Regions from separate parts of the Homo sapiens genome. Here region 2 is linked to region 1. Evidence: chromatin loops called from intact Hi-C (ENCODE). Cell type or tissue: PC-3. All regions are shown on one strand. Region 1 overlaps GRIK2 (glutamate ionotropic receptor kainate type subunit 2). Region 2 overlaps GRIK2 (glutamate ionotropic receptor kainate type subunit 2).

What was found. Peaks named below come from ENCODE experiments on the same cell type or tissue, not always from the same donor. Only the 100,000 strongest peaks of a DNase experiment are listed, where the experiment ranks them.
Region 2: it touches region 1 in a loop (3-fold over the local background); 2 of 110 quality-filtered maps call a loop at or near these places.

What each region holds. Positions count from the first base shown.
Region 1 is chr6:101,664,080-101,669,079 of GRCh38, forward strand. The region is part of intron 4 of GRIK2 (glutamate ionotropic receptor kainate type subunit 2); the gene reads left to right. Among named protein-coding and RNA genes, the nearest start is that of GRIK2, 270 kb to the left of the region's middle. In PC-3, no CTCF peak of the experiment used is centred here; a DNase peak (open chromatin) is centred at 2,382; H3K4me3 peaks cover 321 bases; H3K27ac peaks cover 1,038 bases.
Region 2 is chr6:101,721,249-101,726,248 of GRCh38, forward strand. All of the region lies in intron 7 of GRIK2 (glutamate ionotropic receptor kainate type subunit 2), which reads left to right. Among named protein-coding and RNA genes, the nearest start is that of GRIK2, 330 kb to the left of the region's middle. In PC-3, no CTCF peak of the experiment used is centred here; a DNase peak (open chromatin) is centred at 2,013; H3K27ac peaks cover 1,291 bases.

The DNA.
Region 1 (5,000 bases):
CCATGCCTGGAGTTTATTCTCAGTTATGGGAGACAATGAGTTACCTTTTTGCTCAGTGTAGTGTGAATTGGGCCTGCACATATTACCAAGATAGTCCTGACAAATACAACTGCTTTTTCACTAAACTGTCCAACTTTTTATCTGCCCCATCTCATTATACCAAATATAAGCCCATGTGCAGCAGCTGTACAAACAGGACAAAAAAGAAATAGATAATAGGATGGGTCTAGGCTTTGGTCAGCAAAGAACTAAGCCACTGTCCATGACTGGTGCTCCAGCAAGCACAGCTCTTATATCAGTCGCTAATGTGCTTATTTCTCTCACGATTGAGATGCAAGCAAATTTTAATAGCAATAAGCAAAGAGATAGAATTAAAATGCAACATTAATTTTACTGGCTTCTCACAAACTGAAATATTCTGAAGAGAAAATTGAAATTAGCATATACTGAGCTTAGACCCTAAAGTGTTAGAAGCCAAAAGGTTTTAGCCTTGGCATGGCCAAAAGCACTGCTTACTTTTTGATAATGGCATAATTGCTTTTTTTCATATCAGTGAAAGCAGAAACAGAAACAGCATATTGACTTTATAAGTCATAATCAGGCTGGCAGCCTGTATTAGTCTGTTCCCACACTGCTAATAAAGACATACCCAAGACTGGGCCATTTCTAAAGAGAAAGAGGTTTAATGGACTCACAGATGACTGGGGAGGCCTCACAATCATGGTAGAAGGTTAAGGAGGAGCAAAGGCACATCTTACATGGTGGCAGGCAAGAGAGGATGCTCAAGGGAACAGCCCTTTTATAAAAAACAACAACAAAAAATCAGTTCTTGTGAGACTTACTAACATGAGAACAGTATAGAAAAACCCACCCCCATGATTCAATTACCTCCCACTGGGCCCCTCGCATGGCATGTGGAGATCAGGAAAGCTACAATTCTGGATGAGATTTGCGTGGGGACACAGCTAAATATCTTAGCCCTTGCCTTCCTTAACATTTCTCTGCTGGAATCACAGATACACTCCATATAACACCTCAGTTTAGCCCTGGCTATGACCAGGTAGGTGCTCCTTGGCATTGTTATAGGGCTAGTCTTGCATATTGGGCCCAGCCTCAATCATATGATGGGAGTTCTGGCACTCTCTGTCCACTTCATTTTCCTTAACCCTACTGCTTCCCCCATCCAGAACCTGAAACTTCTGGTTATATCTAAGACACCACCTAGTAGGACTGCATTCTGTTCTCCATGCTGTTTACTATACAATTTTCTATGAAAAGACTGGTTGTTTGGAATCACAGTAACTCCCTCCACCTGGCCAAGAGAAGCACAGCCACTGTCATAGTGTATGTCTGCTTTGGAGTTCATTGTATATTGAGTCAAATCTAAAATTTTATATTCTAGTAGACACTGAATATGGTTTCACCTAGGTGATTTCATGTGTTTAATACTGCATCAAAACATCCTTGGCAAGTTCCTGCCTTCTTTATTCCCACCTTTCTGTCACTAAGTTCTCTATATTTTAAAAATAAACCTTAAAGGTTATGAATTGCTGTTGGATATACAAATATATAGGAGCAATACTAGTTAGGAGGCTTTTGTTAGAATCCATTTGAGAGACTATGTTAGTTTAGTCCAGTATGTTAGAAGAGGTAAGAGTTGGTCATTTTCTAGGTATTTTTGAAGGTAGATCTGATGGGATTTTCTAAAATGTTGGATATGGGTTGTGCCAGAAAGAATGCCATCAAAGGTGACACCTCTATTTTTTATTTGAGTAACTGGAAAGGTGAGTTGCTGTTATCCTACTTAGAGATGATTGAGGGAGGAGCAGCTTTGGAGGGTACAGAGATGGAGAACTAGTTTGGGAATACTGTTTGTAGTATCTATTAATCATCAAAATAGAGACGTAGCATTATTTAGGCACCCTGAAGGCCACCCTCACTTTAACACCAGCTGAAAAGTTCAAGGGCCTCCAAGGCCACCTTCACTTCTGACACCAGTTGCAATTTCAGGGGTCCCAAAGATTACTCTCAAGTTTGATAATTTGCTAGAATGAGTCACAGAGTGGACTGAAAGCTGTTATACTCATGGATACAATTTATAGCAGCAAAACAATGTAGGTTAAAATTGGCCAACGGAAGGAGTGCATAGGGAAGAGTCCAGGAGAGGTCCGTGCCCAGACTTTTCAGTTGTTCTTTCCCAGTGGATTTGTGGACAGTGCTCACTTCTTCAGGCAATGACCTGTAACAATGTGCATGTAGTATTGCCAACTAGGCAAGCTCACTAGAGCTTGAATGTCTTAAGTGTTTATTAGGGTTTAATCATGTAGACATGACTGGCCACCCACTTGGCTGACCTGTAGTCTCCAACCCCTCCAGAACTTGAGCTGATGCCACATAGCTCAAAGCCTCTACCATGAATCACATTGTTTGACTAATCACATTGTTAGCCCAAGGTGCCCAAATAAACAAAAGCACTCTTGTTAGATAGGACATGGCAAAGGCTTAGAGAGTGTCTCCCAGGAGCTAATGGCAAAGGCCGGATCTCTCTTTAGGTAAAATTAATTCTTTATTACACAGATGCCAAATAGAAAAGTGAATTTAAAAGTCTAGAGTTTGAGAAAGTGGACTGGTAAGAGATATGCCAGCGTACAGACAGTGTATTAGAGTCCTAGCAGAAAGTAAAATTCACTTAGATGGTTTTAATGAAAACATTTTGATAAAGATACCCCTTACAGGACTGCAGGCAAGATTTTGAGATCAAGTAGGGCCTGTTGAGACACATATATACCATCCTGGGATCCAAAGGAAAAGCAGTTAACAGAACCAATGAAAAGGGTTAACATGTGCCAAGCACAGTGCTAAGTGATTTGTTCATTTGATTTTTCCTATATGGTAATAATTATTATTATCAAATGCTTATAAGGGAGAAAACTAAAGTTTAAAACATTTAAATACCTTTGTCTATATTTGTTCAGGAGAGAGTTAATGACCTGGGATTCAGCCTGAATCTGCCTGCCACGGGCTGCCATGCCACTTATATGATTCTAAAATTTGACATTGTTATGCCACATATAAGATCATCCTGTGGGTTTCAGCCGCTCTCCATGACTTACCTACAAAAGGGTGTCTAGTTAGTGACTCTCCCACTTAGGCTTTCCTGAGAGGCTTCTGCTTTGCTAGATCAGGGTTGTGAGCATTTCTGGTATGGAAGTTTACAAATGGGAGTGGAGTAGAAAAAACAAAAACATAATGGCCGAATTCTCCTGTGGAAGGAAGTTAGGGAAGAGGTAAACTAGACTTCCAGGAAAACAGAAGCAAAGGAAGTATGTATGTGTATGATTCTAAGTGTGTACACACATACACATGTACATGTATTAAGTGTCAAAGTGTGTTTTCAGGATTTGGGTGTGTTTGAGAAGAGAAAAAAATACAGGATTTTAGTTGCAACTGACTATAAATTTGTACACTTTTAAAATGTTTTCATGGGATTGTAAAGGTCTGAATTCCTGCTGGAATTCTATTTATTTGAATGTATCATGGTTCAAGGTTATCAAGTGTGTCCTGGCTTCGAAGAGAACATAGTGCCTAGAATGTATCATCTATACTGTATTATTATTATGATTTTTGTTACAAAGCGTGGAAGGGCTTTGCCATTAATAAAACAATATAATGGATATGATTTAATATCATTAAAAATAATCAAGAGATTTTAATATGGGGATAACCATTATATAATCCCACCATGCCTATCCCACCACCTGGGTCAGATCCCGTATTGAAACATGCCCCTAGACACAGAACTGGACTCAGAAAGATTCTTGGCACAGTGCTTCATTTAGCTACAAATAATCAATTATCCCTGACATGCAAGTTAAAACTCATTTGCCACTTGGTTTATAATGTATCAAGCTAAAATGTTTTAACATGTTCTGGGTCTTCAATTTACTAGGTTATATCATAATTTTAAAATAAAGAAAATTTCAAAGAAAGAAGGCAATATCTCTGTAAAATTAGCATTCAGACTTGAGTATGTCCCAAGGAGACTAGCCCTCCAATTCTATTTTGTATAGCTTTCTTTTCCTCCTCTGAGAAGGTGAAAAACTCTTTGAAGATTTCCTTTCATTTCCTTTTCTCTTCTCTCTTATTTCTCTAAGCCCCAATTATCTCTGTTTTCAATGTTCTCTGTACAGAAAAAATCCGCATCACCACCCACCTCCAGAAGGAGAGAATGGCTGATAAAAAATTGGAGATTGGATTTTGTTTCAGTGCCAATCTACTACTTGTGTCAAACCATTTTAAATTTTCTCATTATAGTTAGCTCTCTTCTCTATTTTTACAGCATTGCCACACATTACAAAATCCATAGCTGGTACATATGCACTATTTAGTTAGCTTTAAAACATTTCTGTAGCCCACATACATTCTAATAAAATTAATTCTTTGAAAGGCCATACTTTGGCTTCTGAATAAATTATTATCTTTTCTCAACTGAAAAAAAAAAGATGATGATGAAACATGGAATATAGATGAATCATTTTTGTGTAGCTTATAATACAATGCATTTTGGGTTGAGTCTGAGCTTGCATAAAGACTGACTGAAATGATAAATAGGCCTGATGATTAAGCCAGGTGGCAAATCACTAGTTTGTGTAGCTGCCAAAATGGATACCTGGGTATGGGAGGAAACCTGGGACTCCCTTCCTGGGGATAGGGTAGTCGAGGCCTGCCGTAGAAGTGGTGTGATTAATCTCTTTAGAAGAGAGTGCCAGCTGCAGTGTGCATAAATGTCTCCTCCTGGATTCTCCTTAAAAGCTAAATTGATGACAGTCTCTTAAAAGAGCAGCTCAGCCCTCTGTCCCTGTAAGATAAAGACAAACCTTGATTTCAGCTACTACTGAAATAAGTAAAAGTAGAAAAAGGTTAAAAAAAAATAACAGTACTGTACTCTTAGTGAAGGAATTAGAGGTAATAGAATGTTACTCATCTACCAAAATATAAGG
Region 2 (5,000 bases), 57 kb after region 1:
GCAAGTAAACTATAAAAATGTATTCAGCAAGGTAGGGTGACTCAGCCTGCAATCCCAACATTTTGGGAGGCCGAGATGGGCAGATCACTTGAACCCAGGAGTTCGAAACCAGACTGGGCAACATAGAGAGACTCTGTTCTCTACAAAAATAAAAATAAAAATTAGCTGGGAGTGGTGGTGTGTTCCTGTAGTCCCAGCTACTTGGGAGGCTGAGATGGGAGGATCACCTGAGCCCAGGGAGGTAGAGGCTACAATGAGCCATGATTGTACCCCTGCACTCCAGGGATACATAATACCCTGCAGTGCACTCCAAGTGCACCCTGCAGCCTGGGCAACAGAGTAAGATCTTGTCTGAAAAATACATAAATAAATAATAAATATGTTTTTATTTTTACTGCATATTCTCTTCTTTAATAAGTTGTTCTACATTTCATTTTTCTTTATTACCTCTTTTAAAACTATACCACTTTCTCTGGTCTTTCTGTTGTTTGCATTTCATGCCTTTGACTTTTCTTAACCCTATGGAATTCTGACATACTTACATGGAACACATATATTATTTAATTCACTACATGTATATATCATTTATTTTACTTGCCTTTAAGAAATTACTTCTCACAAAAAAAAGAAATTACTTCTTAATTTCAATATGTTTCATGCTTTTCAAGGAACTCAATATTTTCACTTAGGCCTTTTTTTCCGATTTATTTTTGTAAGAAAGTTAAATCTATGTCAACTCTAAAAATACTTTAATCCATTTGTGCTTTAATAACCTCATTAAAGGGGGAAGGAGTAATGAAGTGATGTTTCTACTTCATTAAATATACTAGTAGTGAGAACTACATATGGTGGTTTTATAATTGTTATTATTCACAACTACATCCTGAACATTTCTGAAAGATTTATAGTGATTAGCAATATTCTTCTTTTCAAGAGAGAAAAATTATGGTATGAAGAGATTAGTAATTACCTAAAGATTTTATTGGTTACTTATACCAGGAGTAGGCTAGAACTGATATCTACTAAATCTTTCTATTAGGTAGTCCATTAAAAACAAACAAACAACAACAAAAAAATTTCTGTAATTTGACCTTATAGTGCTATATTGAATTGTACTAATTATGATGGCTTTATCTTCCTTTGACTTTCAGATCCAAGTAATACCTGTGCATTTGAATCTACATGATCTAATTGTGTTTATACTTACGTCTTTCACAATTTTTACTACTATTGAGGTTGTTTGTATAAATACGGTAAATAGATCTGATAACAACTCATAGCTCAGGAATTTATATATGGTGTTAATGAGCACAAGATTAGTGATTCAAACTACATTTTAGTTCCATTTTATAAGGCTTCACCTTCTTCTCAACCAGACAGTGTATCTGGACTGTATACAAAGAGGGATGGATGCCAACTGTGAAACCCAGTTTTGAAATGTGTTTTTGTTAGGCAAGATGAGGACCAAAGGAATAAAATATTATGAGATGGTGGGGAGGAGATAAATGTCTAATTCCTAGTCTAAGGAAATATGTAAGATGGTGGAACCAGAGTCAGAATCCAAGGAAGTCTGGGGCCAAAGCTGACAGAAGAAACAAATAAGATGCAAAAGCAAAGGATTTAAGATGTGATCAGCATGGAATAATCTGGGAGAGGATGCTGTCATTTTTACTGCCAGTCCTTTTAAGGGTCCAATCCTTCTTATCAGGGATACATCTGCCCATTTTAAAAACATCATATTTAGAAATTGCATTCTGATACCAGACATCTTATAGAAAGTTGTGCTTAGTCATGCCTGGAGTAGGTGAGACAGAAAGAATGAGTAGTTAGAGTCCATGCTCACTTTTAGAAAAAAGAATTCAAAGCATATGCACTACTTTGAGTGAGTCAGTATTGTCGTCTTCAAATGCAAAGGATAACAAGTAATTTCTCCATGGCCAGGGTTGATAAAAAGTGACTCATGTCAAAGATTTATCTTTTTTTTCTCCAGGCATAGTGTTTCACAAAAAATAAATCTATATAAACTGCAAAAGTAAAATGTTCATATATGGACAACTAAAAGACAGTGTTTATCCATTCCATTATAGACATTGTACAACTATGAGTCATAGTGGCAAAATGACAAGTTTTCCACTGTAGCATCTAAGATTTAAAAATAAAAGAAAATTAGAAATCTCAAAAATAATAGTAGATTGCAAAATACCTTGCAACATTTTTTGAGTCAGCCAATTACTAGAAACTGGAACATATGTTTATCTGAGAAATACCTTTCAGCTGCCTTCCTCCATGGCTGTAAGATACATTTTGCACTACACTGCAATACCTATAATTATAGGACTATAATTTTAGGATTGGAAGGAACCTTATTGATCAGTTAGTTAATCCCTTCTTTTCACAGCTGAAGAATCTAACAACTAAACTGGTTAATGAATAAATAGTAAGTGAAGTCTAATAAAACATGTTTGAAGGCTAATAGCATCTATATAATAAAGACTAAATAGATACACATTCAAAATATGACTTCACTGTTGGGCAACATAAGACAGCTAGTGGAGAATTTAGATTTCTCTCTTTCTAACTGATTGTCATGTCTTATGGAGGAAATTCTCAAAGATAATGTTAACATATGTTGGGATAAACCCTTTCTGCTTTACCTCTTCTTGTTATCTTTTTCTTATTTTAGATTGTGTAGTGTTACAGATATATTTGTATAACCAGTGGTATATTTTATGTACTCTATGAAATTTCTCTTCTCTCAAGAAAGTTGTAGACTAGCCATATTTATCTTAGGTTGAAGATCATATGTTCTGTTTTGCCCTGGACATTTCTGGTTGTCATAGGGTAGTAGTTAATAATACCCTCTTTCACTTTTCAAAATACCTCAGTTTGAATGATAAGTTATATGTCCACCCTTGCCTTAGGTATAGTCTTTATAAAAAAAAAAATTTAACTTTTATTTTAGATTCAGGGGGTACATGGACAGGTTTGTTATATGGGAATATTGTGTGATGCTAAGGTGTGGAGTTTACGTTATCCCATCACCCAGATAGTAAACATAGTATCCAATAGGTAGTTTTTCAGCCCTTGTGTCCCTCCCTCTCTTCCCCTTCTGGTAGTTTCCTGTATCGATCGTGCCCATTTTTATGCCCACGTGTACCCAATGCTTAACTCCCACTTATAAGTGAGAACATGTGGTACTCGGTTTTCTGTTTTTGAGTAAATTTGCTTAGGATAATGACCTCTAGCTGCATCCTGTTGCTCCAAAGGACATGATTTTGTCCTTTTTCATGGCTATCTAGGATTCCATGGTGTACATGTAACACATTTTGTTTACTCCATCCACTATTGATAGACACCTATGTACAGTCTTTATTCACTATTTAAAATAGATTTATGGGATTCATCAACTGTGCATAAGAGCATTTGGGTAGGTGAGGAGGCATTAATGAAAGATGGTCCAGACACAATTCCAATATTTAGAAATTGGTATCTGGTTGGGGAGAGAATAAATACTTTAAATGATTAAGACAACACCTAATTCAGTGACAGAATAAGTGATATGCCTGAAAAATCTAAGAGTTCTGAGAAATAGGAGGTTTGAGGGCTGAAATGATGAGCATTTTCCATCTTCTCTCCACTCTGTTTAACATTTCCTTACCCCATGGGTATCTCACTGAAGGACTCCTGTGACCTGAACCTGCCTTTTCTGTCTCTTTTTCACTTTATTGCTCTCTGTAAGTTAGTGTGTCTGCTATGTTCCCATTGCCTCCAACATTAAACTCTCATAAAAGTTTTATTTTCTTTTACTTTGTGAATTCAATAAATCTACTAGTTACTTTGCCACAGTGATCCGGGCTTATGGCTTTACACGGGTAATAATCATTCATATATTAAGTGGCTGCCCTTATACTCAGCAAATCTGTTCCTTCAAAGTGAACTTTTGCAGCTATTGATTTCTTTCCCTAGTTCTTGTACCTTTTACCAAAAAGTTGGATTTCCCAAGAGCAACACCATTGGGAAAACATTTTAGTAATTGATTGCGATATATTTTGAAGGCTATGTGATCTTAGTTCTGTGGGATTCCAAAAATGTTAATTATAGAGTCCTCTCTATTGTAATTTCTGAAGTATCTTCTCTAAACTACCTCCACTGAATCTGAATTCACATTGTCTTATAGTAGAAGAAGATATTATTCAAATGTTTAGGAAATTTCTCAGGAAACGATAATTTAACCATCTGTATTTGCCTTGTATATCTGTGGGACAATAGACACATTGATTTAGTATTTTTCACTGTTTTTTGTATAGAAGACATTTTTCTTTTATGTTCTTGAGTAAATCATCTCAGAAAAGATGTAATATTTTTATGTTACAGGTAGCATCACCATAAGAATGGCTCACTGATTAGTTTTGACTTAAATACATGTTTACCTTAGCTATGCTAAGATTAAGTGTACAATTTTAATCTTCAATATCTGTAGGCTTCCAGGTTTCTGGACAGAATTCAAGAGAGTATCATTTTGTACTGGTCACTGACAGTCCAAAGACTGTCGTTAACTCTGATGTTTTTCAAATGACATATTGTGTTCACCTGAATGTTTGACCCAACAAGGAAAATGAATATTTATTCCATACATCCTTAAAGAAGGGAATTTTTCTTTTGCTTTTCATAATGTAAATTACATGATGATTGCATAAAGTTTTCATTGAGATTAGTTTATAACAATTTTTTTCTATAAATTTAATTAATAAAAATATCTAAATCTTAAAGTCAAACAATTAATTTTAAATACAGCCATTGACTTTTCAGGACTTTTAAAACCTCATAAAGATTAAAAACTGCACTTATATATATAACAGTGCTAAGATAGGTCTTAGGTAATTGTAATTTTCTCTTTATAGGAGATTTGAAGAATAATCTTCCTATGTTGGATAACGCTTTATGCAAACAGTGTCCAGAGAAAAGATATAATCCTCATTAAAAGTGGTTGTGCTTGCTTA